Linked DNA regions of Homo sapiens: region 1 is linked to region 2. Evidence: read pairs that join two places in POLR2A ChIA-PET (ENCODE). Cell type or tissue: GM12878. All regions are shown on one strand. Links, peaks and the distances in the headings refer to the core of each region. The heading gives the core; the rest is flanking DNA. Region 1 overlaps XPO6 (exportin 6). Region 2 holds the start of CD19 (CD19 molecule).

What was found. Peaks named below come from ENCODE experiments on the same cell type or tissue, not always from the same donor. Only the 100,000 strongest peaks of a DNase experiment are listed, where the experiment ranks them.
Region 1: POLR2A ChIA-PET joins it to region 2 with 6 read pairs; 1 of 35 experiments calls an interaction of 5 or more read pairs at or near these places.

What each region holds. Positions count from the first base shown.
Region 1 is chr16:28,186,542-28,190,929 of GRCh38, reverse strand. The region is part of intron 1 of XPO6 (exportin 6); the gene reads left to right. Among named protein-coding and RNA genes, the nearest start is that of XPO6, 23 kb to the left of the region's middle. RefSeq lists a silencer at 1,423-1,562 and enhancers at 1,955-2,004, 3,089-3,258. In GM12878, for the core only: no CTCF peak of the experiment used is centred there; DNase peaks (open chromatin) are centred at 2,359 and 3,099; H3K4me3 peaks cover 2,751 bases; H3K27ac peaks cover 3,460 bases.
Region 2 is chr16:28,929,066-28,933,453 of GRCh38, reverse strand. CD19 (CD19 molecule) reads right to left here and starts at 1,483. Exons shown (of 15, transcript NM_001770.6): 1 at 1,366-1,483; 2 at 842-1,108; 3 at 340-543; 4 at 1-220. The coding sequence starts at 1,453. In GM12878, for the core only: no CTCF peak of the experiment used is centred there; a DNase peak (open chromatin) is centred at 2,528; H3K4me3 peaks cover 1,655 bases; H3K27ac peaks cover 2,792 bases.

The DNA.
Region 1 (4,388 bases), core at 153-4,152, 740 kb after region 2:
GTTAATATTTTGTCCTGTTAACGTTATTTGCACGTTCCCTCTTTATATGTATATATAGACATATATGCATGTACATGCATGTACATTCACACACACATGTATTTTTTTCTGAACAATTTTAGAGTAAGTTGCCTTTGTCATGGTCCATTGCCCTATATCATATATTTCTTAATAGGGGCATTCTCCCACATGACTATGGTACAGTTACCATCTTCGGTTAATAGAACATTGATTCAGTACTTTGATCTAACCTACTACCACCTGTATTCCAGTTTTGTCAATTGGCTCAGTCATGCCTTTCATAGCATTTTTTCCCTCCAGTCCAGGATCAATCTGTGGTCAGGTGTAGCATTTACTTGTCATGCTCTTTAGTCTTTAGATTTGTTGTTTAAAATTATTGAAACCAGGCTGGGCACGCTGGCTCAGGCCTGTAATCCCAGCACTTTGGGAGGCCGAGGTGGGCGGTATCGCTTGAGGTCAAGAGTTCAAGACCAGCCTGGCCAACATGATGAAGTCTTGTCTCTAATAAAAATTCAAAAAAAATTAGCCAGGTGTGGTGGCGGGCACCTGTAATCCGAGCTCCTTGGGAGGCTGAGACACGAGAATTGCTTGAACCTGGGAGGTGGAGGTTGCAGTGAGCTGAGATTGTGCCACTGCACTCCAGCTGGGCGATAGAGCTAAACTCAGTCTCAAAAAAAAAAAAAAATAAAGAAAGAAACTGGTGCACCTCTCCATTGGTAGCTGATTGATGAGTCTTGTTTTTATGCATTCTCCAATACTATGTGGATGAGGTTTCCCAGCATAAAACGTACCATCCTCTGTATACAAAGATGTTTCCTCTAACTGGTCTCCATGGGGAGAAAATATGCTGCTTCCATGTTATCACTGCCACAGTGGGATCAGTTGAACTTCCTGGCCCAGACACCCGGCAGTCATCTTGCTTCTAACTCTTGGTCCTCAGCAGTAATTAGAGGAAGAGACAGACAATCTGACTGGGCACTTTGTGCAAACCCAAGAAATAATAGAGGAATGTTCTGCCATCGATCAACTTTATGGTAGTTTTAGATTAAAGCAGAAAAGTGCTTTTTAATGACTAAAATTATGTTTAGATGCAGCCAGAGTGTATGTTTTAATCAAATATTAAATGTCTGTGTGAAGATATTGTGCAAAGTTATGTCTAGATCTAAGCTGCAGACAAGAAAACAAGAAGCCTTTCTCATGCGAGGGGATGACTTTGTTCCAGATTGTGTTAATAGAGGGGTGGGCGCGCCTGCCCAGCCTTAGCAGTCCTGTTACATGCTGTGGTTGTCTGTTTGCTTCAGTAGAAGACATTTTTTTTTCTCCTGCAACTCTTGTACACAATGTTTAGAATGAATTACATCAATGTATATTTGTACCTCGGTCTTCCCTCTGCTTGGCCTTACGCTGTCCTATCACAGTCAGGCTAAGGAAAGGAACTCACATGGGTGTGGCTGGGGCTGAGATTCTGGCTGGCTGCTCACTGGCTGTGTGTCTTTGAGCGAGTCATCCAGTGTCTCTGGGCTTCCCTGATTGCCCTGCTGACTGCTAGACTGTGGAGGGTCAGTGGGCTTCACCACTTTTTCTTTTTTTTAAATAGAGGAATAAAGTGAGATTTCCACTTCAATATGCTGTGCTTTTTTTTTTTTTTTTTAAAGGAAGTGTCAGCTGGGCGCGGTGGCTCGTGCCTCTAATCCCAGCACTTTTGGAGGCTGAGGCAGGCGGATCGCTTGAGCCCTGGAGTTTAAGACCAGCCTGGGCAACATGGCGAAACCCCAGCTCTACAAAAAATACAAAAATCAGCTGGATGTGGTGGTGTGCAGCTGTGGTCCCAGCTACTTGGGAGGCTGAGGTAGAAGGATAGCTTGAGCCCGGGAGATAGAGTTTGTGCCACTGTACTCCAGCCTGGGCGACAGAGCAAGACCTGTGCCTCCAGAAAACAAAAGGAAAAGGAAAATATCTACGGGCTGGGATGCAAAAGAGCAGTAGTGACCGGAGGGAGAGATGGGAGGAAGCATTGTTCTGAATGTCGTTCTCCTGACTGGGGCTTCCTTGATGCACTTTTCTAGCTTTCTGGCTTTTTGAGCTGAATGACTTCAGGAGGGGGATAGGTAGATGTCACTCGCCCTGGTTCCCATGCATGTTATTTTAAGCTTAGTATTTCATCTCATACTTGTGTGCAGGCCTACAGGTCAAAGATTTTTTTCTCTCCTTTTTTTTTTTTTTTTTTTTTTTTTTTTGCAGTGGTGAAGGGTGTAGGGAAGTGAGAGTGATGATCTGAGAGTTTAGACATCTATGGTAATCCTGTTAGCTTTCAGAGAAAGTTTACATGAGTTTGAATATCTTTGCTAATCGCATGTGTTGTAACACACCGGATATGTTTTGCATACTTTTTAACCTTCGTTGGCAGCAGGGATAGAATCACTTTTCTTCGAAACCTTTATATACAGCAAATAGGGTAATGACACTGTTCTAGATATGCCACAGGGATATTTGAATGGCACTCTGGGATACTAGTCCTCATTTTGTTGAGGTTTGGTATCTATGAGCCCATGAACCTGAATATAGGAGACCCATATGATTCACCTCCTAGTAGATTATACAAAATGAGGCTCTGGGAAAGGATGGCAAAAAGCTTAATAGAAGTGTCTTTAAAAAATAGTCATTTTTGGCTGGGCATGTTGGCCCATGCCTGTAATCCCAGAACTTTGAGAGGCATAGGTGGGAGGATTGCTTGAACCTGGGGGTTTTAAGACTAGCTTGGGCAACATAGCAAGACCCCATCTTTATTTAAAAAAAATTTAAAAAATAGTCATTATTCCCCAAGATTAATTTTGTAAAAAGGTTATGCTTAGAGGGGGTTGTTTTAGAGGCCATTAGGTAACATATTACAGATTTAATCAGGGTTTGAGGAAACCACCTTCTAGCTGCTACATCTTAGGGAAAAGCACCTTATTATCCACCTTCAGTCTCAGTGTTAGCAGTCTCCTGTTTTTCAACACAGATTGAATCTGCGTGTGAGCAGAAGTCTGCTTATGGTCAGAACCCTTAAAGGGGAAAATGTAAAGAGTCACATGTATCTTCAATTTGGAGGAATTACCAGTATTCTTGAGAAACTGAAAGTGATACCAACAGTTTTCTTGTTCCTTTTACTGTCTTGAATTTGGTCTTTAAGATAGTTGAGCCACCAGCCCATGGTAGATATTGTAGAAAATACAGACATACTAGATAGAGCATCTTTCCAGACAGTTGATGTTCTGGGTAGAGAAGCCTAATATCTATGACGTATGAACAGTGACTTTCAGCCCACACTTCATGCCTGACATTGTGTTTACTATGTATTTTACATTTTATTTAATTCTCAGAATGACCCAATATGTTAGGTACTTTTACTGTCCCCACTTGTGCACAAGAAGAAACAGTGACACATTAAATAACTAGGCCAAGGTCAAGCTGCACATTTGGATTCAAACTTGGGGAACCTGACCCTAGAGCCTGCATTTTAAAACTTTTGCCATTCTGAAATGACCAGAGAACAGCACCAAGGGCAAAATTCTGTAGTACTGATTACAAGACAAAGACACAAGATGTAAATGACCTGATCTGTACTGTAATCTGTGTAGGAAAATTCATGAAGGTTAAACTATAAATTGCAGTCTCAGAAGCAAATGCAGGATGGGGCTAGGTACTCGCTTATGAGACCATGAGTGTTCAGATTGGAGTGGCTTCCTATGGCGAGTGACATTGAATCAGGCATGCTTTCCTTCTTATCCTCCTAGTAAACTTCCTTGCTCTTCAAAACCCAAATCACCCCTTTGAAGCTTTCTTTCCTTCAGATAGAGTTAGTTTTCTCTTTGGTCTTCTGAGGCTGTTTATATGTACGCCAGGACTACAGGATGTAACTGCTAGGCCACCTTCAGTTCTTTGAAGTTAGGGACCGTCTTACTCATCATTGTATCCCAGGGGCTTAATTTAAGCAATATCAGTTACTTAGTGAGTATTGAATTCTCATTTCTCCAACAAATAGCTGAGTTGCTTAGTCACTCCAGAATTAAAGCTAGGTTTAGAATAATTGGAGCGGTGTGATGGCATGTGCCTATAGTCTCAGCTTCTCAGGAGGCTGAAGTGGGGAGGATCGCCTGAGCCCAGGGGTTTGAGGCTGCAGTGAGCTGTGATTGTTCCACTGCACTCCAGTCTGGGGTGATACAGCAACACTCTGTCTCTAAAAAAAAAAAAAAATTAGGCTGAATGCAGAGGCTCCCACCTGTGATCCCAGCATTTTGGGAGGCCAAGGTGGGAGGATCACTTGAAGTCAGGTGTTCAACCCCAACCTCGGCAACAGAGCAAGACCCAGGCTCTACAAAAATGAA
Region 2 (4,388 bases), core at 257-4,256:
TAATACTTTCCAGCGTCTTGAGCTGTGGCCCGGGGCAACAACAGACCCGTCTCCATTACCCACATATCTCTGGCCGGGCGATCGTCCTTCAGCTCTAGGCTCAGCAATGACTTAGGCCCCTTGGGGTGCACATGGGTCCAGGAGAGGGGGCCCCTGGACACAGAGTCAGGGGGTACCCCACAGGACAGCCAGAGTGTGGAGCCAGGGGCCATGGTGAGGTCTGGGACAGGGAGAGATAAGACAAGGAAAGCCTGATCCTCAGGGTTTCACCTCTTCAGTTTCCCCTCCCCTCTGTCTCTGGACCCCCGCTTCCCGGCATCTCCCCAGTCATCACCATACCCTGGCTGAGGCTCTGGTTCAGGCTGTCCCTCGGTGGGAGACACGGAGGCTCTCCCTCCCAGATCTCAGGGCGGTCTTTGGCCCACACATACAGCTTGGGGCTCATGAGCTTCCCGGAAGGGGAGCTGGGGCCCTCTGAGGACCTGTTCTTCAGGCCACAGCCCAGGCCACCTAGGTCCGAAACATTCCACCGGAACAGCTCCCCTGGGAAGAGACCCAGAACCAAATGCAGAGACACCCAGGAGAGGGAGAGAGATAGAGACTCAAAGACAGAGATAAATAGAGACAAAGACCCGCAGAGAGAGAGAAGACAGTGAGAGGTAGAGGGACAGGAAGCAGCTCATACTGAAGCCACGAAGCCCCAGGAGTCTGCCCACCTAGCTCCGAGTTTCGCCCTCAATCCCTCCAGCCCCTCTCTCCAGCTCCATTGTGGCCGCGGACCTCTTCTGTCCATGGTGGCCTCCCTTCTCTCCTCCTGCCCCTGCCCCAGCCCGGCCCTCACCGCTGCCCTCCACATTGACTGTCCAGCCAGGCTGCCAGGCCTTCTCAGAGGGGGGCCCCGGCTGGCACAGGTAGAAGCCCCCCATCTGTTGAGAGACGTTGAAGATGAAAAGCCAGATGGCCAGGGGCCTCATGTGGATTCCCAGGCCTGGCAGCCCCAGGCTGAGTTTTAAGAAGGGTTTAAGCGGGGACTCCCGAGACCAGGTCAGCTGCTGAGTGGGGCCATCTGAGGTCCCCTTGAGGCACTGCAGCACAGCGTTATCTCCCTCTGTGGAGAGAGAGGGAGAGAGGTGTGGGCATGGGTGGGGGGGACCTCCAAGCCCCCCGACTCCTCACACCAGGTTATAGAGCAGAGGACTCCAAAAGCTGGGAGTGGAGGAGCCGGCAGAGTCCTTCCAACCCTTTCCTGAATTTTACAAATAAGAAAATGGAGGCTCAGAGAGGGTAAGTTACTCAGCCAAGGACACCCAGCCACAACTCAAGTTTCCAGCCTCAATCCCTTCCCTTTCTGCCCTTTGGACATACCTTCCACCTTCACCACTAGAGGTTCCTCGGGCCTGACTTCCATGGGGGTGAGGAAGAGGAGGAAGAAGAGGAGGCGAGGAGGTGGCATGGTGGTCAGACTCTCCGGGGCACCCAGCTTCGCGCAGGGGATGCTGGGGCAGGCAGGGGCCTGGAGGGCACTCAACCATGGGTGTCTGCGGGGGCGGCAGGCAGTCCCCCCAGAGAGGAAGGCGGTGGTCACGCCTCAGGCCCCATTCTCCAGGAACCCTCCAGACTCACAACACTTGCCTCCTCCCTGCCACGCTGTTTTATTTTCATCCCAGCTCTCACTACCACGGGAAATGATCTTGTGTGTTTATTTGTTCATTTCTGTTTTCTGCACAAGAATGTGAGCCCCTTGGAGTAGAGACCGTGTTGTTCACCACTAATTGCAAGTGCTCTAGAACAATGCTGGGCACATAGACTCCTTCTCAAAAAAAAAAAAAAAAATTAGCCGGGCATGGTGGCGCACACCTGTAATCCCAGCTACTTAGGAGGCTGAGGCAGGAGAATCACTGGAAACCAGGAGGCGGAGGTTGCAGTGAGCCGAGATCACACCACTGCACTCCAGCCTGGGCACCAGAGTGAGACTCTGTTTCAAAAAAAAAAAAGAAAAGAAAACAGTCCTATACAAATATTGTTTGTGAAGATTAAAAATGACAATATGTTCAGCACTATTAGCCCAGTGTCCAGCACATCATAAGCCCTCAGTTAATGAGATACAGCTTCAATTAATGCCTAAGAGCTCAAGTCATACTGCCTCAGTTTAAAACCAGGCAAAAGCCAGGCACAGTGGTACACGCCTATGGTCCCAGGTCCTTGGGAGGCTGAGGTAGAAGGATCGCTTGAGCCCAGGAGTTCAAGGCTGCAGTGCACCATGATTATGCCTGGGAATAGCCACTGTGCTCCAGTCCGGGCAACACAACAAGACCCTGTCTCTAAAAGAAAAATTGTTTTAAAAGAACCCAGGAGTTCTAACTCCTAAATCTGTTCTTATTCTGCCCCATGCCTCTCCTCTCTGTCTCTCTCTTTCTCTGTCACTCTCTATGTGCCTCTGTGTCTTTTTCACTGCTGCAGGGACTCAGAAAAAGAATTCAGGGACCCAAGAGACCCACTTTCTCAGTGGCTGATTCCCAGGCCCATCTCACCAGGCTGTGACTTCCTGTTTGCTGTGGGCAAGCCCCAGGGGACCCTCCCTACAGGTGGCAGGGCCTCCACTTCCCTTTGGCCAGTTGAGGCGGCTGGGAGGCGGAAGAATGAGGCATGAATGAAGGGGAATGAAGGGGGCGAGTAGCAGGACTCAATCTGCCTTTCATTCAACAAAATCTCTCTAATCCCCTCATTAGCTACCCAGCTGCCCAGACTGGCTTTCACTAGAGCATGTCATTCCCCTGCTTAAAACATGTCAGTTACAGCCAGGCACAGAGGCTCATGCCTGTAATCCCAATACTTTAGGAGGCCGAGGCGAGAGGATCCTTTGAGGACAGGAATTTGAGACCAGCCTGTGCAACACAGCGAGAACCCATCTCTATAGAAATTTTTTAAAAAACAAAAAATGTCAGTTGCTTTTCATCTAGCTAAAATAAAAACTCCAACCCAAGGCCTAGTAGGCCGAGTGTTGCTGACCTACCTACATTTTCCACCTCGTGCCTCCACCACTCTCCTTGCCAAGTGCTTCCCTGCCTCAGGGCCCTTGCACTTGCAGCCCTTTTTCCTGGATCTCTGCTGGGGGCTCTGGTTCTTTGCTGGACTGGTTCTTTTCATCACTTAGGTCTCAGTTCAAATGGTACTTCTTCAAAGAGGCCTTCCCTGTGCCCCCCAGTGCTTCAAAAATCTATATATTATTATTTAAAAAAATATATCTCAGGCCAGGCGAGGTGACTCACACCTCCCAGCACTTTGTGGGGCCAAGGCAGGCAGATTGCTTGTGCTCAGGAGTTGGAGACCAGCCTGGGCAATATGGCAAAACCCATCTCTACCAAAAATACAAAAAATTAGCTGGGTGTGGTGGCACATGCCTGTGGTCCCAGCTACTTGGGAGGCTGAGGCGGGAGGATCAGGGGGATGGAGGTTGCAGTGAGCCAAGATGGCACCACTGCACTCCAGCCTGGGCAACAAGAGCCTGCTCTCTTTCTTTCTCTCTCTCTCTCTCTCTCTCTCTCTCTCTCTCTCTCTCTATATATATATATATATATATATATATATATATATATATATATATATATCTCGGCTGGGCGCGGTGGCTCACGCCTGTAATCCCAGCACTTTGGGAAGCCCAGGTGGGCAGATCATTTGAGCCCAGGAGTTCGAAACCAGCCTGGGCAAAATGGAGAAATCCGTCTTTACTAAAAATACCAAAAAAAATGTATCTGGGCATGATGGTGCATACCTGTAGTCTCAGCTACTCAGGAGGCTGAGGTGGGAGGATCACTTGAGCCCAGGAGTTCAAGTCTAGCCTGGGCAACATGGTGAAACACCATCTCTACAAAAAATATGAAAAAAAGACTGGGCACAGTGGTTCATGCCTGTAATCTCAGCACTTTGGGAGGCTGAGGCGGGTGGATTACTTGAGGTCAGGAGAATGAGACCAGCCTGGCCAACATGGTGAAACCCAGTATCTACTAAAAATACAAAAAAATTAACTCATGCCTATAATCCCAGCTACTCGGGAGGCTGAGGCAGGAGAATTGCTTGAACCTGGGAGGCAGAGGTTGCAGTGAGCCGAGATTGCACCTTTGCACTCCAGCCTGGATGACAGAGTCTCTGTCTCAAAAAAAAAAAAAAAAAAAAAAGAAAGAAAAGAAAAGAAAAAAGAAAAAGAAAACCTTCTCAAATTCCCTTTACTCACATGCTTTTTTGATCGCATGCCCCTATTTCATTCCCAGCACTTGCCCCAATCTCAAATTATGCATGTGTATTTGCTAGTCTTCTCATCTGCCTCCTGCACCAGAATGTTCTTTGAGAACAGAAATCTTTACCATCCCTAGATGTGCACAGGCATCTAG